Regions from separate parts of the Homo sapiens genome. Here all the other regions are linked to region 1. The links are chromatin loops, found by intact Hi-C in ENCODE. Cell type or tissue: PC-3. All regions are shown on one strand. Region 1 has its middle 2.9 kb from the start of C14orf39. Region 2 has its middle 8.5 kb from the start of LINC02322. Region 3 has its middle 27 kb from the start of LINC02322. Region 4 overlaps LRRC9 (leucine rich repeat containing 9). Region 5 overlaps PPM1A (protein phosphatase, Mg2+/Mn2+ dependent 1A).

Evidence for each region. A loop is a pair of places that touch in the nucleus more often than their neighbours do. Peaks named below come from ENCODE experiments on the same cell type or tissue, not always from the same donor. Only the 100,000 strongest peaks of a DNase experiment are listed, where the experiment ranks them.
Region 2: a loop joins it to region 1, with 9 times the contacts of the local background. A loop is called at or near these places in 4 of 110 quality-filtered maps.
Region 3: it touches region 1 in a loop (12-fold over the local background); 16 of 110 quality-filtered maps call a loop at or near these places.
Region 4: a loop joins it to region 1, with 11 times the contacts of the local background. A loop is called at or near these places in 2 of 110 quality-filtered maps.
Region 5: it touches region 1 in a loop (6-fold over the local background); 5 of 110 quality-filtered maps call a loop at or near these places.

What each region holds. Positions count from the first base shown.
Region 1 is chr14:60,486,476-60,491,475 of GRCh38, reverse strand. It overlaps a transcript of C14orf39 not described here. Among named protein-coding and RNA genes, the nearest start is that of C14orf39, 2.9 kb to the right of the region's middle. In PC-3, CTCF peaks have their summits at 2,905 and 3,105 (motif pointing right); no DNase peak of the experiment used is centred here; H3K4me3 peaks cover 102 bases; H3K27me3 peaks cover 1,454 bases.
Region 2 is chr14:60,329,157-60,334,156 of GRCh38, reverse strand. No RefSeq gene overlaps it. Among named protein-coding and RNA genes, the nearest start is that of LINC02322, 8.5 kb to the right of the region's middle. RefSeq lists enhancers at 2,232-2,301, 2,322-2,561. In PC-3, a CTCF peak has its summit at 2,153 (motif pointing left); a DNase peak (open chromatin) is centred at 2,146; H3K4me3 peaks cover 1,240 bases; H3K27me3 peaks cover 39 bases.
Region 3 is chr14:60,347,504-60,352,503 of GRCh38, reverse strand. No RefSeq gene overlaps it. Among named protein-coding and RNA genes, the nearest start is that of LINC02322, 27 kb to the right of the region's middle. In PC-3, a CTCF peak has its summit at 2,404 (motif pointing left); a DNase peak (open chromatin) is centred at 2,413.
Region 4 is chr14:60,062,544-60,067,543 of GRCh38, reverse strand. It overlaps LRRC9 (leucine rich repeat containing 9), which reads right to left. Exons shown (of 33, transcript NM_001395648.1): 33 at 727-4,221. The coding sequence ends at 4,182. All of the region lies in intron 1 of PCNX4-DT (PCNX4 divergent transcript), which reads left to right. Among named protein-coding and RNA genes, the nearest start is that of PCNX4-DT, 27 kb to the left of the region's middle. In PC-3, a CTCF peak has its summit at 2,857; a DNase peak (open chromatin) is centred at 2,833.
Region 5 is chr14:60,263,488-60,268,487 of GRCh38, reverse strand. The region is part of intron 1 of PPM1A (protein phosphatase, Mg2+/Mn2+ dependent 1A); the gene reads right to left. Among named protein-coding and RNA genes, the nearest start is that of PPM1A, 17 kb to the right of the region's middle. In PC-3, a CTCF peak has its summit at 1,919 (motif pointing left); a DNase peak (open chromatin) is centred at 1,917.

The DNA of each region.
Region 1 (5,000 bases):
TGTTTGAGCTTGTGCTGTGGTTTGAATGTTTGTGTCCCTCCACAATTCATGTTGAAACTTAATCCCTAATGTAATAGTATTAAGAGGCGTGATGAGGGCTTAGTATTAGTGCCTATAAAAGGGCTTGAGGGAAAGACTTTGTCCTCTTCACCATGTTGGGACATAGCATTTGTCCTCTCCGGAGGACAGCAACAAGACACCATTTTGGAAGCAAAGAGTGTGCCCTTACCAGACACTGAATCTGCCAGTGCCTCAGTGTTGGACTTACTGACCTCAAAAACTGTGAGAAATAAATTTCTATTATTTATGAATTATCTAGGTAGTGGTGTTTTGTTATAGTGCAGGATGGACTAAGATAGCTTATCACGTCAGCAATTAGATACGTGGGTCTGGAACTCAGGATAGGTGTCATGAACAGTTGCTTTTCCTTTTGACTGCCCAGCATTTAAATCCAATTCTTATGTTTGGAAAGTATTTTACCCTAACAGTCTGGGAGGAAGAAGAGATTTATGTGTCATAGGCTTCTTTAATGAAATATATCTACCCAAGATTTTGAATTGGAATGAGTGACACCAGCAAGTGTGCCCTAGAAAGAATCCTATCTGTTAATAGGTGACAGTTAAAGTAAGATAGAGTTTGTAGGGCAGTTGTGGTAGTGCTCATGATAGTGATGTGAGCTGCAGTCCTCAGTGCTTGGTTGTAGTGATGGTGTCTCGACTACCAAATCTGTGGTATGAGTTTGGTTTTTGCTTCTTGCTGTATAGCACATGAGTCTGGTTCTCTAGCTATTCTGGGGAGTTTTGTGTTACACAGTAACATTTTTAAAATTTTTTACTTTATTATTATTTTTTAGAGGCAGGATCTTATTCTGTTGCCTAAGCTGGAGTGCAGTGGTGCGATCATAGCTCGCCACAGCCTTGAATTCCTGGGCTCAAGTGATCTTCCCGCCCCAGCCTCCCAAGTAGTTAGGACTACAGGTGTGCACCTATTTATTTATTTATTTATTTATTTATTTATTTATTCATTTATTTATTTATAGAGATGGGTTTTCTCTGTGTTTCCCAGGCTGGTCTTGAACTCCTGGGCTCAAGCAATCCTTGTGCCCTGACCTCCCAAAGTCCTGGGATTACAGGTGTGAGCCACCATGCCTGGTCCCAGTATTCTTCAAACAAATTTCACCTTTGCTTAAATCAGCCAGAATTAATTTCTGTTGTTTGCAATTACTGACTTGGATTGATACTAGAGGTCTAGGCTAGAGATACACATTGTGAGTCACCTGTATAGTGGTTGCATTAGAAACCATGCACATGGAGTACAGATGAAAAAAGGCCTAGGACTGAATCTGAGATTTACAACATTTAATGGCTGAGTGGAAGGAGAGGAGGCTGAAAGAGAAGATAGAGAAAATTATGAGAGATGGGAGAAAAATCATGCAGCTACTGCGGTGTTTTAAGAAGGAAAAGTGATAATGCAGAGGTCAGGTCAGTTAATGACTGAAACATGTTCATTGGATTCAGTGTCATGAGGTCATTGTCATCTTAGAACAAATTTTATGGCATAATGGCATTGGAAGGCAGATTGGAGTAAGAAAAGAGGAGGGAGACTGTGAGTTTAGACAACTGTTTAGAAATCAGGTTGGCTGTGAGAGAAATATGATGTTGACTCATAAAACCTTTAATGTCTAGGGAAGATTCTCTCTCTTTCATTTTCTGGTATAGACTTGACCATGTTTAAAGCTGATGAGAGGGATCCAATTAAATGGAAGAGATTGAATACACATAAGAGAAAAGGCATATTTGATATTTTAACGCTTCTGAGGAGGTAAGAGGAGATGGTACTCAAATACAGGTGGAGGAATTGGCTTTAGGTAAGAGGAGAGAGAGTTCCACTATTGTAACAGAACAGAAGGAGGATAGATTAATGAAGATTTAAGTAGGATCATATGTTTGATAGCTGGAATTTGAAGAAGTTTCATTCCAATGTCTTCTATATTTTCTATATACTATGTGCTGGGCATTATATTAGGGGCTTTATAGAAATTATTTTATTTAATCTTCATAACTATTCCATGATGTTGGAGTTATTACAATTTCCACTTTATATGTGAGGAAACGAAAGCTTGGATTAGAAACTTGCCCAAAGTTTTGACTTAACAAATGACAGATCCAGAAGTTAAATCCATATCTGCCTGACTGCAAAGATTGTTTATAGAGTTGACTGGATGCATACAAAGAAAATATCAAAGAAAAAATCAGCAAGACTTTGTGAATAATTATTTATGGGAGATGACTTTGGATTTAGATCAGGTTAAATCAAGATTGATGGAAAGCATATAAAGATAAATATTTGGATAACTCCCTGATAATAGGATAGGACTGGAAGTAAAGATTTGGGACTCATAAGCACAGGTGTGATAATTGAAGTTACTATGGATGCATGACCCCCAAAAAAGAAAAGGGTAGAGTTAAGGAAAAAAATCTTGGTTAGAGTCCATGGTGATGGTGAGGGGGAAAGAAATAGAAGATGAAATCTGAGGGGCAGATAGGAGAGGTGGGAGAACCAGAAGAGAGTAGTGTCTTGGAAGTCAGGATTGCAGAGAGTTTAAATGGAACCAAGTATGGAAGAGAGTAAGAAAAAAAGGAAGGGAGGAGGATAAGACTGAGAAAAGACCATAAGATTTGGAATTAAAATGTTGTCTTGATTACCTGAGAAAGTAGTTAAATGTGATGGAGATAGTAGTTAAATTGAAAAGGTCAATTAGGAAATGAGTGGAGAGGAATTGTAGGTAGGAAACACAAGCTTCCTATTAGATAAATTAAGCAATAAAAGGAAGAAAAGGAATACCGTGCAATTAGAATGAGCAGCAGGTTTAAGTAATGGATTTCTTCAGATTGTTGATTATGGATCAAGAGGCAAAGGTGTCAATAATAGATAAGGAAAATTTTATCTTGTGGGAGTACTTTCCCAGAAAATGATTTGTTAAGATAAATGTTTATCTGAGTCAAAGTTCTATAATTTTTCAAATGGAGCACTGTAATTCACTGGAGTGAGAGGGAATAGGGAGAGAGGGAAATAAAATTTATTTAAAACTCTCCAGTAGATGGAGCATCTTCATTGCTTTTCCAGAAGAAAATTTTGGAATGGAATAAGATAGATGGTAGTGGTGTTGGTAGAACTTAGGTATATTTTTATGAGGGTAATTAGGATATGTATAGATGTGAATTTAAATGCAAATAAATTGATTTTCAGATCTCAGTAAGGTGGTGTTTCTAGATTTCTACAAATTTTCATAAGAAAATCTAGTGTTAAATTGAAGTAGACTAACTTTTTACCTACTAAATTTTCTTGACAGTCATAGCAATGTAGTGCCAGTAAGACAAAATAGATTTACACTTTATATTTGCTTTCCTATGTTTTCCTAAAAAGAAGTAGTTAATAAATATAAACAAATGTAATAAGAGTAAATTTGGGTTAATATCTAAATAAGGAACTCAACTAAGCAAGAAAACAAACAATCTGATTAAAAATGGGCAAAGGACCTGAATAGACATTGCTCAAAAGAAGATGTGCAAATCGCCAACAGATATATAAAGAAATGCTGAACGTCAATAATCATAGCGAAATGCAAATCAAAACCACAATAGGATACGTCACACCTGTTAGAATGACTATGATAAAAAAGGCAACAAGTGTTGACAAGGATATGGAAAAAAGGAAAAGTTGTACACTCTTTGCGGGAATGCAAATGGGTACCGCCATTAGGGAAACAGTGAAGAGACTTCTCAAAATTTAAAAATAGAACTATCATAAGACCCAGCAATCCCACTTTTGAATACATATCCAAAGAATATAAAATCACTTTGTGGAACAGATGTCTGTGCTCTCATGTTCACTGCAACATTATTCACAATAGCCAAGATATATACTCAACCTATCCATTCATTTGTCAATGAATGGATAAACACACACACACACACACACACGGACTTTTATTCAGCTTTAACAGAGAAGGAATCTTGTCATTTGTGACCACATGGATGATGGATGAGCCTGTGGGACATTATGCTAATTGAAGTAAGTCAGGCACAGAAAGACAAATACTATATGACTTCACTTGTAGGTGGAATCTGAAAAAGCTGAGCCCATAGAAGCAGAGAGTAGAATGGTGGTTGCCAGTGGCTGGGGGAGGGAGGAGGTGGGAATGAGGAAATATGTTGGTCAAAGGGTACGAAGTTTCAGTTAGGCAGATTGAATAAGTTCTGGAGATCTAATGTACAGCATGGTGACTATAGTTAATAATACTGTATTGTGTCCTTGAAACTTGCTAAGAGAGTAGATCTTAAAGGTTCTCACCACACACACCCAAAAATGATTATATGAGGTGATGGATGTGTTATACAAATTAACTTGATCGTGGTGATCATTTCACAATGTATGTATACGTCCAAATATCATGTACGTGGTAAATACAATTTTTATTTGTCAATTATGCCTCAATAAAGCTGGAAAAACTAAGTAAAAGATTTTTCACACACACACAAAAGAATAAATCTGCTAAATTGTTACATTATCAAAACATGTTAGTTTTGTTGAATATTAATACCAACTAGTGAGCAATATGACAGCACACTATAATAAAATTGGTTATGCATATCTGATCTGAGGCACTTAAGGAAGAAAAACTTCTGAAACCTTCTTTTTCACTTAAATATTCCGTGAAACAGCTTAGGTTTTGGTGACTTGAGACAATTATTGTGATCATTTACGGTTAAAAACATTTCTACGAGAAATATACAAAGGATTGAGGCACTTTGGAGGACTGAACTGCTTAATGATTTTGTTTACACTCTTTATTTCACTTTGGATAGGCAGACAAAGCCTAAGAGCATAAATTACCTAAAGACAGCATTTTGGGCAGAAAATGTACTTTATTTGAAACTGAGCAAATGAGTCAGTCTCAAAATGTCCATTCAACTAATATGTATTTGAGTTGTGCTTGC
Region 2 (5,000 bases), 160 kb after region 1:
GGTGCACGCCACCACACCTGGCTAATTTTTGTATTTTTAGTAGAGACGGGGTTTCACCACATTGGCCAGGCTGGTCTCGAACTCCTGACCTCAGGTGATCTGCCTGCCTTGGCCTCCCAAGTGCTGGGATTACAGGCATGAGCCACTGCATGCCTGACCCCAATCTGTTTATCTTCATGAGACCCACTTTTTTAGCTTCACATATGAGTAAGGGCATGCAGTATTTGTGTTTCTGTGCTTGGCTTATTTTGCTTAACATAATGGTCTCCAGTTCCGTCCATGTTGCTGCAAATGACAGGATTGCATTCTTCTTTATGGCTGAGTACTATTCTACTGTGTGCATAAACCACATTTTCTTTATCCATTCATCCACTGATGGATACTTAGGTTGATTTCATATCTTGGCTATTGTGAGTAGTGCTGCAGTAAACATGGTAGTGCAGATATCTCTTTGATATATTTATTTCCTTTATTTTGGATGTAGACCCACTATTGGAATTGCTAAATCATATGGTAGTTCTATTTTTAGTTTTTTCAGGAACCTCCATGCTGTTTTCCATAGTGGCTGTACTAATTTTCATTTGAACTAACAATGTATGAGTATTCCCTTTTAACTACATCCTTGCCAGCATCTATTATTCCCTGATATTTTTTTCGTGATAGCCATTCTGTGTGAGACATCTCATTGTGGTGTTGATTTGCATTTTCCTGATTAGTGAGGTTGAACACTTTTTCATATACCTTTTGGCCATTTATATATCTTCTTTTGAGAAATGTCTATTCAAATCTTTTGCTCATTTTTAAATAGAATTATTGGGGTTTTTTTCCTATTGAGTTGTTTGAGCTCTTTATATATTCTGGTTACTAATTCCTTATCAGATGGATAGTTTGCAAATATTTTCTCCCATTCTGTTGGTTGTCTCTGTGTTGATAGTTTCTTTTGCTGTGCAGAAGTTTTTTAGCCTGATGTAATCCCATTTGTCTATTTTTTTTTCTTTTCTGCCTTTGAAGTCTTATACAAAAAAGTCTTCACCCAGACCGACGTCCTGGAGCATTTCCCCAACGTTTTTTACTAGTCGTTTCATAGTTTCAGGTTTTAGATTTAAGGCTTTGATCCATTTTGCTTTCATTTTTGTATATGGTGAGAGATAGGGATCTGGTTTCATTCTTCTGCATGTGGTTATCCAGTTTTCCCAGCACCATTTATTGAAGAGATTGTTCTTTCCTCATTGTATGTTCTCGGCACCTTTGTCTAAAGGTGGGAGTGCAGATATTTCTTTGATATACTGATCTATCTTTTTTTTTTCTTTCTTTCTCTCTCTCTTTCTTTTTCCGTCTCTCTTTCTTTCTTTCTTTTTCTTTCTTTCTCTCTCTCTCTTTCTTTCTTTCTTTTTCTTTTTTTATTTTTTTAAGACAGAGTCTCACCCTGTCACCCAGGCTGGAGTGCAGTGGCATGATCTCAGCTCACTGCAGCCTCACCTCCTGGGCTCAAGCGAGTCTCTCACCTCAGCCTCCCGAGTAGCTGGAACTACAGATGGACGCCACTACACCTGACTAATTTTTGTATTTTTTTTGTAGAGATGGGGTTTCACTATGTTGCCCAGCCTGGTCGTGAACTCCTGGGCTCAAGTGATCTGCCCACCTCGGCCTCCCAAATTGCTGGGATTACAGGTGTGAGCCACTGCACCAGGCCTTAATTTTTTTTTTCTTTTGGATACATACCCACTAGTGGAATTGCTCAATCATATGGTAATTCTGAAATGAGCTGTCTGTAAATGCATGGGTGGTATCTGAGTTCTCTATTCTGTTCCATTGATCTATGTGTCTGTTGTTATGCCAGTACAGTGGTTCTACATAAATTTTAAGAACGACAAAATAATTTGTTTTTTCTACTTGTATGAAGATTGTCATTGTATTTTGAGTTATTTTTAATGCCTTCTCATTTAAACTTCCTTCCCCTGCCAGCACACATAAACACAAATCTTTTGAAGTCATTTTATTATTAATGTGTCAATTTACAAATGAGAAACGGAGGCACAGGCAGCTGAAGTTACACAGGGGCTTATGGAGCTGGCTTTCAAACCCAGGCAATCTGACTTCAAAGCCCACCTTGAGTAGTGAACCTCAAGATGCCAACGAGCGATGCTGCCCCCTGCTGGAGAAAATAAGCTGTTGGCTCTAGCCCAAAGCAGCCTTGGATGGTACCAGCGGCTTCTCGGGTAGCCTGGCAAAAAAAACTCCGTTCCAAAGGGATTCTGTGTATTGGTGATATTTAATGATTCTGTTTGTATTTTCTTGAGGAAACTGTGAACGTAAAACAACCAGAAAGAAAGGAGTAGGGACAGAGGCAGTAAGGAAACAGTTTGAGGGGAAGCAAAGCAGAAAAAATAAGGCAGAGGGCGATGCAGTCAGAAGGCGGGATCTCCGGGGCCTGTGAGCTTCCGGCACGGGTGACAAAGCGGCCAAGTCCCCAGAGCAGCCCCTGAGACCTCACATCTGCTGTTGAACTTGCAACAGTGAGAAAAAGTCTTCTTCTTCTCCATTAGGCCTGGCTGGGAGATCCCTGAAATGGTTTTCTGGGTCTCCTCACCACACACCCGCCAGCCTGCACCGTGTAAACTTTCTATAATCCCCCCACATCTGAGATGGTCTGAACGCTTTCTTCTTTGCAGCCTGAAAGCCGAACACAATACCAGTTTGGTGTAGGTCTTGGGCAAATCCCTACTGCCCTTCTCTTCCCTGGGTCTCAGGTTTCTTTTCAGCATAAGGCAGTTTGGGTTCTCAAGCGAGGGCAGTACTGCCCCACTGAGGGCAGGTAGAGAGAGAGAGAGAGAGAGAGAGAGTGTGTGTGTGTGTGTGTGCGCTAGCGCGCGCACGTGCATGTCAGGGAGCAACGTTGGTTGTCACAAAGACTTGGAGGAGGGTGCCACTGGCATTTAGCACCCAAGAACCAGCGATGCTAAACATTCTGCCAATGCCATTAGCAACCCCGTGGAGAAACACTGGGTGATTAAGAGTATATACCATTGTTTCTTCATAAAAAATGTAAATAAATCCACTTTCAGTTTTGAAGTTCTGTTAAATGGGGCTCTTGGAGTAAAATGGTAGTGTATTAAAGGAAAGTGATAAATAGCTCATGATTTGTATGGAGCTTTTTAAACCGGGTTTTCAATTCTGTGTGATTTTCTAAAAAAACAGTTTTGCTGTGAGTAGATTTCTGGCATGTTTCTAATGCTTGTAAGCTCTGAAGATCTAAAGCCATGATCACATTAGACACAGATGTCCAGAGAGTGGACAGAGGGTGTCCCGCTGATAAAATTGTTTGGTAGAATTTTCCTGAGTTGTAGAAAAATAATTTTTTAAGTCATTGGTACCTGTTTTGATATGTCTGCTAGTGAGCGCTAATGGAACGTTGGGCAAAGGCAGACTGGAGCATACTTCGTGAAGGAGCCTTTCTCTAGGGCCAACCGCAGTGGACTTTTTTGGTCCCCCTGAATCATAGATGAATCTGCAACTTAAATTGTGGTCATCCCTTACCACTTAGGATATTTTTAATTTTTATTATTAATTTTATTATTTATTATTGTTATTCCTTGTGTTATTTTTGTTGTATCTCAGTACAATGTGACTTCATGTTTTTATTAACCCATTTTTAAAAACTTGCTTGCATCCTACTTTCTGTGAAATGATAGTCTGATAAACTACATATTTTTTCAAATATGTTTTAAAATATATGCATAACAATTTAAAAGTTTTAAAGTTCATCCATATGCTTACTACCCTAAATCATCTTGAGTAAGTGTAAACACAACCATAACTGTACACTGTAAAAATGATATGAGAGATTTTTAAAAACCAGGATCCTACATAGGCAACAGATGGCTTAAAAGAGAATGCAAAAATCCATGTTTGTAAAATGAGTGCACATGAGTTTATAATAGAGTTCATTGACTTAAGCACGAGTGTCAATTTGTGAGCTTGTATGTCTATGTGAGAGACAGAACAGTCAACTACACCTACTATTCATTGTGGCCTTATGTGGCATTCTTGTATGAACTTCCAAATACTCCTTAATGTAGTTGGGTGTGGTGGCTCACACCTGTAATCCCAGCACTTTGGGAGCCTGAGAGGGGGCAGATCACTTGAGGTCAGGAGTTCCAGACCAGCCTGGCCAACATGGTGAAACGCTGTCTCTACTAAAAATACAAAAATTAGCCAGGCGTGGTAGCAGAGGCCTGTAATCCCAGCTACTCAGGAGACTGAGGCAGGAGAATTGCTTGAGCCCAGGAGGTGGAGTTTGCAGTAATCACGACATTGCACTCCAGCCTTAATAAGCAATTGGTAAAATACTTACCCACTGTACCATAATAAATTACTATTGCTGTAGCCAAAAGCAAATAAATTTGAAAGGTAGGTTAGTTTCTTCTGGCTTATCTAAGGTGGATATACAATGACTTTCAGGCTTTGGAAATCATTGAAACATAGCTCTTGGATCCTGTGGCAGAGATAAGGGAATCATTCCAAAACCTGGCCACAGAATTGAAGCTGTGTAAGGAGGGAAGTGAGGACATGATGAGGGTGAGGGAGAATTTAAAAGGTGGTAGGGTTAACAGAACATGGTCCCAGGGAAGTTGAGTACCAGAGGCCCTGCATTTTCCATGTGACCTAAGGGTTCCCAGAAATGGAGACAGGAAGTCCATGTTTCTTAATGCCTCACAGTCAAACTCCTACTTTACACAAACCCACGTTACTGGGGAAAGGTTCGCATGTGGCCAAAGCACCCTCCACCAGATAAATGCATAAAAAAGGAATTAAAACTTTATTCTATTCTTTCAAACATAAGGGTTCCTCCATCAGGTATGCCTTTTTCTTGGCAATTACTGAATAATCACAATGATAGCTTCACATGTATGGAGGACCCTCAGTGTGTCAGAATTCTTGTTAAGTCAAAAGGAATAATTCTATTTACAGGAAACAAAGGCAGCCCATTGTCAGGCTGA
Region 3 (5,000 bases), 140 kb after region 1:
CAACTTGGATGTAGGTTCCACTAGCTCACTCATTTCTTCACTGCTTTTAATCCAGGCTGTAGATAACACAAGCCAAAATGTTGCTTTATTAATAATTATTCTGAAACTATAGTAACATATATACTTTTCCATTTTAAATTTTCCCTAGTTTTGCTATACCAGCACTTTTAATTTTGTTAGTATTGAGCACTGATGCACAAAATGCTATAATATTTAAAGGAAATGATTCATAATTATTGCCCTTCTGGCTAAATCAGCCCAATAGTCAGATTTGAAGTGGTACTGTGGTAGAAACAGACCAATGGATTTTTTTAAAGGGCCTCCCAAAATGCCCTGAAGTACACTGGCAAATATGAATTTTTCACATATTCATTGCTTCACAAACAATGTATAGAGGAATATACTGCTGTTTTGTTTTATTGGTTGTGTTTCTCTTGGGGCATTCATACCTATCAGGATTGAAAAGAAGAGCAAGAACCGGTAATAAGACACAATTAATGTCTTGCATAGGTTTCACTCAAATCAGAAAAATGACACCAAGGACATGGTAAGGAGCACAATAGAGAACAGTTAGGGCACAGCTGGAAAAGTTGCCTTGATATCTAAGTATACAATTGGCATTGATCCTTACGCTTTTAGGATGAAACAGGAAAAAAAAGTCTTCCAGCTCTCAACCCAATCTGTAAAATAAACATGTAATGTTGGAAAAAGCAAACAAAAGTGCACATTTTTAAAGCAAATTTTATGTGGGTATGACATTGTTCTTAAAAAAATAAGGAAATAAATAATCCTGGAGGGGATGGTTCAGGGTCTATGAAAAATATGTGTGTGTACTTGTTGATGGGGAAATTGGCACAGAAGGGAGTTTAACCTGGTTATGAAATGGAATTTGCAATTTCAAGGAAAGGCAAAATGACTTCTACAATTACCGTCAACACACTTGTTCTATTACTGGTGGATTCTTATACCGTTTAGTTCCTTTGAATTCATTTAAAAAGGAATAGTGTTATTACATGATTTGAGATATTCTAAATAAGCTCCATTCTTCAACTGCTGACTGCAGTGAATTAGAGAGCAAGTAGACAGCTAACTTGCACTATTAACATTTACCTTTATTTGGTCAGTTGAAATATATATCAGCTTGAAAAGATATTATGTCATTCTAGAAGCATCAGTTAATACATTTTTAATTAAATCTTAGCAGCTAATTGTGTAAAAATATTTGTAACCTGTAATTCTCTAAGTCCTTTTGAAACCTTTTTTTCTGAAAAAAAGACAAAGCATATATAATTAGATATTTATATGTATAATCTCAATGTGCTTTTTTAAGATCAATTGATTTATGGATGCCTATGAACATATGGCAAATCTCATATCAAAAAATTAAATTCAGATTAAACATTTTCAAGTTCTTAAGTTATGTGATAGTAGGTGGTATAGTTTCTACAACTTAGAACCTAATTCCTTTAATTTACTTAAAACATATTTGAAGCAGCAAAATTCCACGATAATATGGGAAATTAGATAATCCAATGAAATTCATTGTAATGAGATTTGATCCTTGTACAAATGTATGTAAATATATATACATGTAAAGGCAAATGCATGTATGTATGGAAATGAATGTATACGTATGGATACACTATATGAAGATTGTATTTTAAGTAAAAATCTCTGCAAATGTTTGGATGGAAACCCCTTTTAATCATTATTGGTCCTTGCTAAGAATGCATGAAAGCAGCTGAAGAAGGCATTAAACAAAGCATTTGGGAGCCTCAAGGTTTACAGATCCTTTAAATTACGACACCATGAAGTAAGATGCTATGAAGGAGAGGAAGGTTTTGATGAAGAGAGTCTTCTCTAATTCGCCTCCCTTTAGAGCCGCCCAGGATACAGCCAAGGAGTGCAATGTAATTTGAGCAGTTCCTCTGGGTTATCTCCCCAGAGCACCAGGCTAGGAGGAGTTGGAAAACTGGTGCTTAGTAACGAACCCTTAATAAAGACATTCCTGGACCTAGACAGAGCTGTACTGTTCGTGGATTCATGCCACATGCAGCTATTAAAAATATTTCCTTAATGAGAAAAGGAACTAAAATGAGTAGCAAGCCAGCATTTCTCTCTCACTAAGTAGCACAGTAAGAGGAAAACAGAACTAAAAACAAAAAACTACTTTACAACTGTGTTAGATTGCTCAGGGGGGAAAAAAAGCAAGCCATGTGTTAGAATCAGCTTTTAGTTTGACAGTGGTCTTAGGTCTCTATATTACATATTATAATTGCCGATATTTTAATGAAACCTTAAATGCTAAGCTTATTTGAACTGATAATGAAGTTTTCAGCTGTTAGTTTCAAATGATTTAAAACTACTGAAATAGATTTGGGACTAGGATTTACTCTGCCACCTGCTGGCCATTTAAAATTAATGCTGCTCTCAGGAGCTGGCCACTTTGAACAGTGAGCCTCAACACTGGTTTGTGAAAAGGCAGTGCTATACTGGAGAAGAATTCACCTGGCCTGGGTGGTGGTGTCAATAGCACTGGATCTGATGTCAAGAAACCTGGGGCGAGGGATGGAGGTGGTCTTGCAGGAGCCCAGTTTTACCACTTCCTGTATAGGCGGCCAGTTGCTTAAGTCCTCAAAGGTTCCCTCCATAACCGGAGATGCTCTCCTTCCCTCTCCGTGACTGCCTCGATCCAACACCTTAGCCACCTCGTTTCCAGGACAGGTGTTATGAGACCTGCCTTACCTCAAATGAGAAAATACTTATAAAACCATCAGGCATTATAAAAAATATACATTGGTCAGAATTATGGACGAAATTAACAGTATGTGGTAATCCATTCTCTTCCTGCAATGTATATTTCATGTGGGCATTGTCACAAAGCTTTTACTCAAATCCAGAGTCTAGCTGGACCAGTCACCTTAGATTATCTTTGAAAAAATGGAAAAGTGTAGGTGCATGCATATTTACTTAAATACTGAACTAGTTTCCTAACTCTGGCAGGTCCTCTGGCCTGTATCATCCTTGTCTTCCAAAATCACATGTTCCAATTAAAATGCATAAAGCTTCTTAAATTTGTGTTTGAGGCCAGGCACAGTGGCTCACGCCTGTAATCCCAGCACTTTGGGAAGCCATGGCAGGTGAATGGCTTGACCTCAGGAGTCCGAGAGCAGCCTGGGCAACATGATGAAACCCCGTCTCTACAAATAAAATAAAAAAAAAAAAGCCGGATGTGGTGGCGCGTGTCCGTAATCCCAGCTACTTGGGGGGCTGAGGTGGGAGGATCGTTTGAGCCCAGGAGGCGGAGGTCGCAGTGAGCCGAGATTGAGCCACTGTACTCCAACCTGGGTGACAGAGTGAGACCCTGTCTCAAAAAAATAAAAGCGTTTGAATAGAGAGGGAAAGTGCCAGTAATCATAAAAACAAAACTATCTTCACGATCTTTCCGAGTTATGCCAAATAGTATTCAACAGTTGCTTTAATGAAACTCAGGAAAACAAAACTGAGATACACAAAACATCATGGCCAAAATTGAATCAAATTGCCACATTGAACTTCCTTTATTTTTAAAAACAATTTCTTGATTTCCTAGCTATGGCCTATTTCATTTTTAAAAGTCCCAATAAAATTTCCACAATTTACCCTTGGGAGGGACTCTGTTGTTGAGATTTAGTATAAATTTGCAGGTATTCACAAAAGGCAGGTCAGGCAAAATTACAGTCTCCCCAGTTGCTTTATTTCCTCACATAAATATCCCTTAAATAGCTTTTTTCATGCTCATGAACAGCGCTGCAATCACTTTCACAAAACAAACATAGAATTCTGAACTTAAGCAAGCCACTGAGTTTGCTTGAGGGAAACAATGTCTTCCTTGTCACTTGGTTTTGTCTTTTTTTTTTTAAAGAAGAGGAAAGGTTTTTTCCCCTCTCCTGTTTTTAGACCACCCATGAACCTTTTTATTTTTCTCATTTAATCTGAGAAAGGGGAGAAAAGGAGACTTGTTGCCCTTAGCAGTGCTTGGGCTTTTCTTCCGATAGCGTCAGTTAATTATTTTAACCTACTGACAAGGGTGGCCAGGGCAGCAGGCGTGGGAGGGAGGGGAAACAGGTGTTTCAAACACCTGCATTTCTAGGCTTAATTGCTCTGAAATCTTCTGGGCTCTCAACTGCGTTCTCCTTTCTTCACAGAGGCTCAGAGAGAGGGGTTCATTTGTGGAGTCCTTAACTAATTGTGGCATAAATATGCAACCACTTTTGGCTGAACAAATTATTGTCTTTAAAATGAACTCCAGGTAAATTTAATTAGAGAAAAAAAGGTGATTGACAGGTATTACTCTGAATGCAATGATTAAAAGTCCTACTGTTGTTAAAAGAAAAAGGCTGAGTCAGGAGTCAGCCATATTCTAGATGTTTTCTTCTTGTGCCGGTGAGTTCAGGTAAGAACACCCAGATCAATGATTCTGGAATTCCTCATACTATGGGAGATGTCTACCACAATTAAGTACCAAAAACTGTTTTTTTAGTAGAATGCATGGAAAAATCTGCTTTTAAGAAATGTTGAGATAATTTGTGTACCAAAATGGGTATTTAATGTGGTATTTTATATTTAAATGTTTTCATAAACATAGCTTATAATAATTGAGTGCTTACCACATGCCAGACACTTTTTTATATGTACTGTCTCATTTAATCCTCACAGTAACACTGTGGGATAATTCTCATTATTAGCCTCATTTTACAGGTGTGGGAGCTGAGGCAAAAAGAGGTTAATTAACTTATTCAAGGCAGACAGTAAGTGGTTGAGTCAGGATTCAGACTCAGGCAGCAGAGTCTATGACCTCTGTTTGTCATTCAGTCAACAGAAGTCAGTAGCTCATAAGTCTCCCAATACTGAACTATTCTCTAGGAGGTTTGCTTCTTGATTCCTGAGGGTGGCTGAGATAAGAGAGTGATTAGAACTTCGGTACTGAGCAAAAATCTCTAAGAGATCCGTTGTCAAGC
Region 4 (5,000 bases), 420 kb after region 1:
TAAAAGCTATAGCTTTTAAATCACTCCAACCCCACTGGAAACAAACAAAAATCATATCACCATATCTTTTTTCTATTTAAACTATAGTCATTGTTATTTTTGTGGTTTACAAAAATAGTAAGATTATCACTAATTCTTTTCCTATTTATAATGTTTAAAATTAACTGCTGGTATAAAATATTTTTAAACATTTAGAAGTTAATTACAATTATAAAATTAAAAACCAAATGAAAATATAGAATGCTATTTGTTAAAAATTCTTCGCATCCCTTTCTATTTTAATGTTTGATCAAAATGTAACTATTTTGAAAAAACAAACTATGTTATCTCAATGGATTTTTATTTAGAGCATATAGAAATACTGTTATTTTTAATGATATTAGAAAAAATCTGTTCTAATTTAAAATTTAGCATTTCAGAATCTTTGGAATCTTATATGGAAAATGACAATGTTGATAAACTGACTTTTTGATTTACCTAAAAGAGCATATAGTTAAGGTAGTGCTTAATAAAATATAAAAGATAAATAATTTGACTTCAGCTAACTAATACCTTCAAAGCTACTTCTAAGTTCCTTTGAATGTGCTATTCTATTTTTATATTACAACATTGTATGTCTTTGCTATTAAATCATTCATTTTAGCTTAATTTTAAGGAAAAATCATTACCAAAACAAAAATCTTAAGATAAAAATGCGTAAATTAAGTCTGAGAAATGTCTTTTGAGTAGTTTACAAAACAATTTTATTCACAATGGAAAGAAAAACAGTAACAGTAGAATGGTATAATTTACATATTTGTAAAGTAAAAACTTGCAGAAATAATATTACTAATAAAATAGCTGTGGTATTTCTTACTGACCTAGTTCTAAAAGGCAACTGAGAATTTAAATTGCAGTTCAGCGTAGGTTTTTCTTCAAAAATACTTCAATAATGGAGAAGGGAGGAAAATGTAGAAAAATGAACACATAGTTAGCACTTGCAGGTGGTCCAGAAGCTCTAAGTTTTATAGTAAGGCATCAGAAAAACCAGCCGGTTTCTAGCCCATAACCAAAATGATTTGGTTAGCTTCACTGAATAACCAAAGGAATTTGGCCGTAAGTGCTTGCTTCTACTAATAGAATATTATAATAATCTTACCTCCCTTTATGTAAGTAATATTTAATTGAAGCCAAGAGCCTAGAGCATGACTAAGAGTGAGATCTAATGTTTTAAAACATTAAACACTTTTCATAATGTAAGATAGCTTATGAAGAGTGAAATGGCATGTTACTTAAATATAAGGGTTATTTGTAAACTAGTCAGGAGTGCCTGCAAACACACATACATAGTGCACACTAGATATTCTAGGCAAAAATATATTCACAATCAGTTAATTTTGTGTCAATAGTCAGAAAAATCTAAGACTAGAAAAATTAGAAGTAAATGGCCAGGCATGGTGGCTCATGCCTATAATCCCAGCACGTTGCGGGAGCCGAGGCAGGAGGATTACATGAAGCCAGGAGTTTGAGACCAGCCTGGGCAATATAGTGAGACTCCATCTCTACAAAAATTTTTTTAAAAATGGAAGTAAATAGTAAAGTTTGTATTGGACAATTAATCGCAGTTAATTTTATATATAGAAATCAGACTAATTTCACACTGCCTGTATTCGGTTCAGCTTTGGAGGCTTCTAATCTATAAAGTGCCTTAATTTCTAGCTTACCAGGTTGTTTGTGGAATTGTCTTTAATGAAAACAAGTTATATAATCATACATTTGCTTGCAAAATAAATCAAGACATTTGCTGGGAGCAAAGACATAATAACTTTACTGGATAAATTATACATTTTATCTAAGTGAAATACCTTGATGAATAAATAGTTTACTCTCTTTTACAGTTTTTTTTTTTTTTTTTTTGAGAGGGAGTCTCACTCTGTCACCCAGGCTGGAGTGCAGTGGTGCCATCTCAGCTCACTGCAACCTCTGCCTCCCTGGTTCAAGCGATTCTCCTGCCTTAGCCTCCTGAGTAGCTGAGATTACAGGTGTACGCCACCATTCCCAGTTAATTTTTGTATTTTTAGTAGGGATGGGGCTTTGCCTTGTTGGCCAGGCTGGTCTTGAACTCCTGACCTCAGGTGATCTGCCCACCTTGGCCGCCTAAAGTTCTGGGATTACAGGCGTGAACCACTGCACCTGGCGTGGTGGTGTAATTCCAGCTACTCAGAAATTTAGATGAAAAAAAAATTTTTTTTTGAGATGGAGTCTTGCTCAATTTGTCTGCCTCAGCCTCCCTAGTAGCTGGGACTACAGGAGCACACCACCACGCCTGGCTAATTTTTGTATTTTTAGTAGAGATGGGGTTTCACCATATTGGCCAGGCTGGTCTCGAACTTCTGACCTTGTGATCTGCCTGCCTTGGCCTCCCAAAGTGCTGGGATTACAGATGTGAGCCACTGCGCCCGGCTCAGATGACATTTAATTAACAATTTTTAAGAATTATAAATAGCTCAAAATTTAACAATGTGTACATAAAAATCACATGAAGATCTCAAATGTATTAAAAGTCCATAGGAAAAATGGCTAAAAGAAAATATGCCAAAATGCTAAGTGAATACAGTGTAAGTTATGTTTTTTCTGCTTTATATATTTCTATTCTGAACATTTTTCTCCAGTGAAACCTATTACATTTATTTTCCCACTTTGTTATTTTAAGACACTTTTTATTATAAAAGTAACATATATTCAGCATTTAATTTATACATAATCATAAAAGAAAAAAAGAAGATGATGCCAATTTAGTAATAAATAGTGAAGAGTAGACTGTCACAACACTATAATGAAAGCAGTTGTCAAAACTAAAGGGCAACAAAGACATCTTCTGGACATCTTAAGAACTGCATAGTTGTTTTTAAACAAAAGATCCTATTTCCACCTAAATGTAATAGTTGTTTAAAAACCACACATTACAAAGAGCAAAATCAATCTGTAATTAGGTTTGAACTTTTAAATATTACATGATTAAAGTAAAGACATACAGCATTTAAAAAGAAAAATACAAAATTGTTGCATAGACATTGGAATTATATCATTTCCAAAGTACCTTTAAAACTATTTCCAGACAGATTATAAAGTCTACATATTTTAGTTAAAATAATTTATTTTCGTGTAAGGAAAGTATAAAATATTATGAAACTATGTGTACTGTTGAGCCAATAACTTTAAAATTTTGAATAGAATACTTCATGAATGATGGAGCTCATTTATATCAAAATATGATTGGCAATTTGGTTATCAATTTTAGTAACTGTAACAAGCAAATTCATAACCACATTTGATTAATCTGTGATACGTCCTAGTACTATGCAATGTAATAGTTTAGAAAAGTTCAGTGAAGTATAATTATTGAAGGTCATATTTTTAAATGTGTCCACTCAGTTTGAATACATGTTCTCTTCAGCCTGAAACTACTTGTAAACTTGTATCACTGTAGGTGTAATTAAATGATTTGTATTTGAAATCGGACGCTTTTTTTATTCTTAGAGCATGAAGGACTGGTTGCACCCACGGTTAGCCACATTTAGAAACTACTATTGATGCCCACAATTTGCATCTCTAAACAATTTTGAGGGCCGATCTGGTTTGAGGGTATTTTTTAAAAAAATACAGTCCTAAAAACCAATCTGTAGTTCAACTAGCAAAACTCATCTTGCTTTAGTAATAGTTGTGTTTGGTAAGAAATGTGCTGTAGTTTTGTGTAATCTCAAATGAATAGATACTCTACAAATGAAAGTATGCCTATTTCCTAAAGTTATCTTTTCTCAATATCTTCCTATGACTTTTCATAATGACATTTCATGACTAAATGTTTCTAATACTAGAACTAAGCATTCAGTTCTCTGGACTTTGTTTCATGTCACTTTTGTCTTTTCAAATTGTAGTCTGATGTAATAGTTGATGATTTTTATGATATAGAAATTCAAACAAATAACTAAAGATAACCATAAAGAAAGTTTAAGAGAGGTGATATTAAATCAAGTTCATGAAGGGTAATAGATTATCTTCATATGGAACTGAAGTGCTTCAGTAACTTAAGTAACATGATTATCTTTTTTTTTTTTTTTTAACTGACCACTGTCCGCTAGTTTTTGTACAACTACTAAACAGGTGAGTTTCTTGGTGTATGCTCATTTCTCTTTAGGCAGTTACATTCGATTTGATCTTGGAAAGTTGCTCCCAAAAATTCTGTAAGAAATAAGATTTAATTAGTCAAATAGTGGTGACTTAATTTTGTAATGGATCAGCTAACTTAAGGTAATTCTGCAATAAATAATTTCTGTATTTTAGATGTGCGCAATTTCAAAAAGACAAAATTATCCCATTGGTGGCTCACACCTGTAATCCGAGCACTTTGGGAGGCTGAGGCAGGTGGATCACCTGAGGTCAGGAGTTCAAGACCAGCCTGGCCAACATGGTGAAACCCTGCCTTTACTAAAAATAAAAAAATTGGCCGGGCATGGTGGCGCATGCCCGTAGTAATCCCAGCTACTCGAGAGGCTGAGGCAGGAGAATTGCTTGAACCCAAGAGGTGGAGGTTGCAGTGAGCCAAGATTGTGCCACTGTACTCTAACCTGGGCAACAAGAGTGAAACTCTGTCTCAAAAAAAAAAAAAATACTGTGGACTCAGTGGGACATGGCTGATTAAAGCAGGAGGAGTCAGTGCAGCAAGAGCCAAGCCTAAGCTAGATCTGCTGCTGAGGTAGGTCATTTTAACAGATGAGCAGGAGCAGGGATGCCAGGAAGATGGGGGACAGGTAATACTTGGGAATCTAAGAAGTCAAGTGTTGAGCAGAAGAGTGTATTCTTAATGAGAACTAGCAATGTTCTTAGGCTTTGAGCTAGGCTCTAGGGCTAGATTCAGACTGGAGAAGGAGGCAAGTAGGAATTTTAAAGAAAATTCGGAAGAATTTACAAAATTCTTAGCCTTCACGGTTTCAGAAAGTTGAATTTATCTGCTGTTTACA
Region 5 (5,000 bases), 220 kb after region 1:
AGTCTAACTAAAAAAATTATTTAAAATTAGAAGCCAAACAGGCTATACTCACCTCACAAATAGAATTTTATTGTTGTAAAATAAATCACTCTGTACAATTCTCTGTTAATAAATTTGAAAATATGGAGGAAAGTAACAGTTCTCGGAAAACAAATTTTTTTTTTTTCAATTAGTGCTAGAGTGAAGACCAGAAACCTGGAACAATATGAGAAAGTTATTAAAGAACTATCCCTCAAAAAACTTCAGAGCTCATGAAAAACAAAATGCAAAAAGACTAAAGAACCACTCCAGGTTAAAGGAGACCAAGGAGGTCACAACAAACTGTAATATGTGATTATGGACTGGCTTGGATGAAGGCAAAGGGTGAAGGAATGGGGAGGGGAAGATTGTTATAAAGGACATTACTGGGACAACTGATAAAATCTGACTATGGATTGTATATTAGATAATAGTATTGTATGAATGTTAAATTTCCTAAATTTGATAATTGAACTATGGTTATGTAAGAGAAAGTGATAGTCCTTGTTCTTAGGGGACACACATTTAAATATTTAAGAGTAAAGGTTCATGATGTCCATACTGAGTCTTAAATGGTTCAGCAAAACTAAAAAATAACAAAATGTGTGTGTGCATGCCAAGAGAATATGAATACATATATGCACATACACAGGGAAAAAAGTCTGTAAAACTAATGTGGAAAAATGTTAACAATTGGCCATTTAAATAAATATGGAAGTTCACTGTATTATTTTTGCAAATTTTAAATTTGGATTGTTCTCAAAATAAGCTATTAAAAATAAAAGTGCATCAGGCAAGACTATTTCAAAACAAGATCCTTCAAGCCCTAAGGAAACATGTAACTCTCAAATTACCTAAGTTATCTATAGATTACAGGAAAAAAATTTCCAATTCTTTTTACAAACCTATCATAATCCTTCTATAAAATTTGACAAAGACAGCACTAAAAAAATAAAACTATAGTCCAAACATACTTATTAATACAGATGCCAAAAAGTCAGTAAAATATATATTACAAATCACCAAATAGGGATCATTTTAGGAACGTAACAATGAGCCAACATTAGGCAGCTGACTAATGTAAGTCATCTTTTTAAAAGTTAAAAACAATCCATATGATCATCTCATCATATTCTGAAAGGGATTTGATAAAATTTATTCCTTAATATAATACTTACTTCAAGCCAAAGAGGAAATCTCAGTACTAGAACAATTCCCAGGAAAGAAAAAAGAACAAGGACACCAACTCTTATCCCTGTAACTCAGCAATGTGTAGAAATAATGGTTATTGAGATAAGCCAAGGCTAACAAAAAGAGGCATAAAATTATAAGGAGATCAACTATTTGCAGTTAATGACATGATGGCAAACTCAAAACCTGAAATGATAGGGAAAAAAATACTCAATAAGATTATTTGACTATAGAAAACCATATATGAAAATGATTAACAGTAATCACTTAGAAAGTTAAAACAGAAATAAAAGTATATCTAAATAAATAACAAGAAATAGAACCTTTTTAAGAAGAGGGCTTCAGAATAACACACACTTCTTTTTCTTGGATAGGAAGATTCAAAATTGTGAAGATGGTTATCCTCCCTTTATTTAATCTATAAATTCAATATAATCACAACTGGACCTTTTTGTTCCCAGACCTTGATTAAATCATTTCAAAATATATATGAATAAATGTGAATAGCCAAAACATTCTTAAAATCATGAGAATCTGCAATACCTGATATTTAAACTTGATTCCAAATTATAGTATTTAAGAGGCAATACTAATGCAGGAATAAATTTATCAGTGGAATAGAACTGAGAATCCAGAAAGAGCTCTCTGGGAACAGAGAGATTCAATAATGGGTGCCTGAAAGCTGATCTTTTCCACTCCTGCCCTCCAGTGGTGGGTAGCTGAATCCCTTCAACATCACACCTTAAAATAAATACCAAGAGATTAAAGATTGAAGTCTGAAGTATTAATAATAAAACAATACCAGTAGATGTATGCAAATATTTCTGTAATCTTATGGTAGGAAAGGACTTTCTAAGGATGACAAGAAAAGACTGATTCCAAAGGAATAAGAAAAAGTGACTCCAGAGAAAAGAAACTCCTACACTATAAAATAAAGCTCATTAACCTGAAAAGCAAACGTCTTTTAAGCATCTGCAATATATACACAAAAGTTAACATTACTACAATATACAAACAGCTATTTTAAAAGACAATAAAAATGAACACCTTAAAGGAAAAGAAATGGGCAATGAATGTGAACAGGCAATTAAATAAATAAAAGAATATAAATGGGTAATAAATATATGGAGCAATGACCAATCCTGCTAGCTATTAAACACAAATTTGTTTTTTATACATTACCTTCTCAAAGATTAAAAAATTATTACACCCAATATTGGCAAAGGAATAAAAAAATATACCTCTCATAAGTAGGAGAGTCAACTAGTATCTTTCTGAAGGGTATGTAGGATATACATTGATTTTAAACATTGACTTCTGCTATGATTTGAATGTCACCTCCAAAACTCATGTTGAAATTGAATTGTCATTGTGACAGTAATAACCAGTGAGTCCATAAAAAGTAACTGGGTGATGAAGGCTCTGCCCTCATGAATTGAGTAATGCCCTTATCTTAGGAGTGAGTTCCTGGTAAAATCGAGTCTGGCCCCGTCTTGCCCTTGTTTGCACTTGTGCTCTCTTGCATTCCTGCCTTCCATCTGGCAAGAAGGCCCTCACCAGACGCAGCCCCTCAATCTTAGACTTACCACCCTCAGAACCAAGAGCTATATAAACTTCTATTATTAATAAATTACCCAGTCTGTGATATTCTGTGATAGCAACACAAAATGGACTAACTTCCAACCAAATGGATTTGTATATTCACTTTTGAAATGTATCTGTTCCAAACATTTTAATGTATGTTAAATATTTATTAACTATACAAACAAAATATTAAAAAAGACCAAGCCACTGAACTCTTTAAATACAAAGCAGTTTTTGAAGCTAAAACTGTGAGCCTTCTGGGCTCAAGTAACAGAGATGGCCAAAAGTCCACATCCTGTAGGGATAGTAACAGGGACTAAAAAGGTACCCATGCATGGCTGGGATAGAACTCAGGCTCACTGCTTGAAACCAATACCTAGGGTGGAGAGGCTCTTCCAACCAATGAAAGGAGCCAGAAAAAGCTACTACTAACCATTGCATGGGGCTACGGTTTAGATGAAATTATGTGTCCAGTGAGAAGAAATATAGATCTTAGTTTGTGTCTTATTCTTGGAAAGAGAAGCCTGATCCTGATGTTACCAAGAATCAAGGGAATCAAGCCTCCAATATAAAGATGTGGTTTTAGACAGAGATGTAGGTGCATGTAAAAACACTGGATAAGAAGAGTGAAAAAGAAAACACAACAAAAACTTCCAGTCAATAGGAGACTGCAAAAGCAAACTCAAAACACACAAAGAAAACTAAACTAAGATGGACAGCCAATAAAATCAACAACTGTAATTCATTCTAGAAGAAAAAATGACAATCTGAAAATAATTTCAAATGTTAAAAGGAAGCCACAATAGTCATTAAAGGAAGAAAAATTAAAAATAGGCAGAAATCAAACCAGAATAGGTGGCTATTAGAGAGACAGCCTGAATATTTAAAAAAAATTCACTGGAACTGAGGCCACATAAACTCTAGCTGGACAAAGTCAAAGTGTGAATTAGTAAATTAGAAAATGATACTGAGGAACCACCTAGAACATAATACAGAGACTAAGAAGGAATATTGGAAAATGAATATTCAAAGATATGAAGGCTAAGGAATTTTCTAGAAACAAAGAAAGATATGAATCTTCCCATCAACAATGTATTTCAAAGAGGAGCTATGGATAAAACAACATACTTAAGCATATCATAGAAATGTGTTTAGAATATCAAGTATGGCAAAATAAAACAAATATTAACATGTCACAGTTATAATATGCAAGGCTCTGTTCTAAGTGCTTTAAAACTTAATCCTCATTACAACCCTATGACACAGATACAATTTTATATCCATTTTGAACTTGCCCAAGGTCACACAGTAAGTAGTGGTGACAGAATAAAGAAAAGAAATCTTTTAAAAAACTACCAGAAAAAAAAAATTACATACAGAAGCATAACAATTAGGCAGAGATCGAACTTCTCAGAGATCCAAGTTTGCCAAGTTTCACAAGACAATGAAATAATATACTGAGGTTGCTGATGGGAGGAAACCTATCAACCAAGAATTCCCTATCTAGCTGAAAAACAAAGTAATGCATAAAATATACTTTCACACAAAAACTAAGGACATTTACAAGCCAGCCTCTTACTAAAAGGATTACTAAAGGATGTACTTCAGCAAGAAGAAAAGTGGACTCAGAGAAGATGCAAGGAACAATAAGTAAAGAAACTGGTAAAAATACTGGCTAATTAAACAAGTTATTGAGTATAAAAAGGAAAATGAAACTCTTTTATGCTAAAAAAAAAAAAGTAGAAATTACATTGTAGGCAACTATACAGAGGATGGAGAAATATTCGGTTTAATCAAATATTAGCTCATAAAAAAAATCACCAAATACAGAAAGAAACAAACTACCTTAAGTACAACTTCCTAAGGACTTCCGATATTGGAATTAGCAAACATAAGATAGTACATCTATGGACAAAATGCCCAACAAGGTATTTTTTGAAAACTAACGAAAAATAAGAAACTATAAAAAAATTATCAGGCAGACCAAGAAAGAAATATTACTTTCAGAAATAAAAACAATTGGGTGGGAGAGGGTGAGGGTTGAAAAACTACCTATTGGGTCCAACCTTCAGTATTTGGGTGATGGGTACACTAGAAGCCCAACCTCCACCATTATACATGCTATATCCATGTAACAAGCATATGCACACCTTTGAAGCTAAAAAAATAAAATTTAAAATGTTGATATTAAAAACTCAAAGGATGAG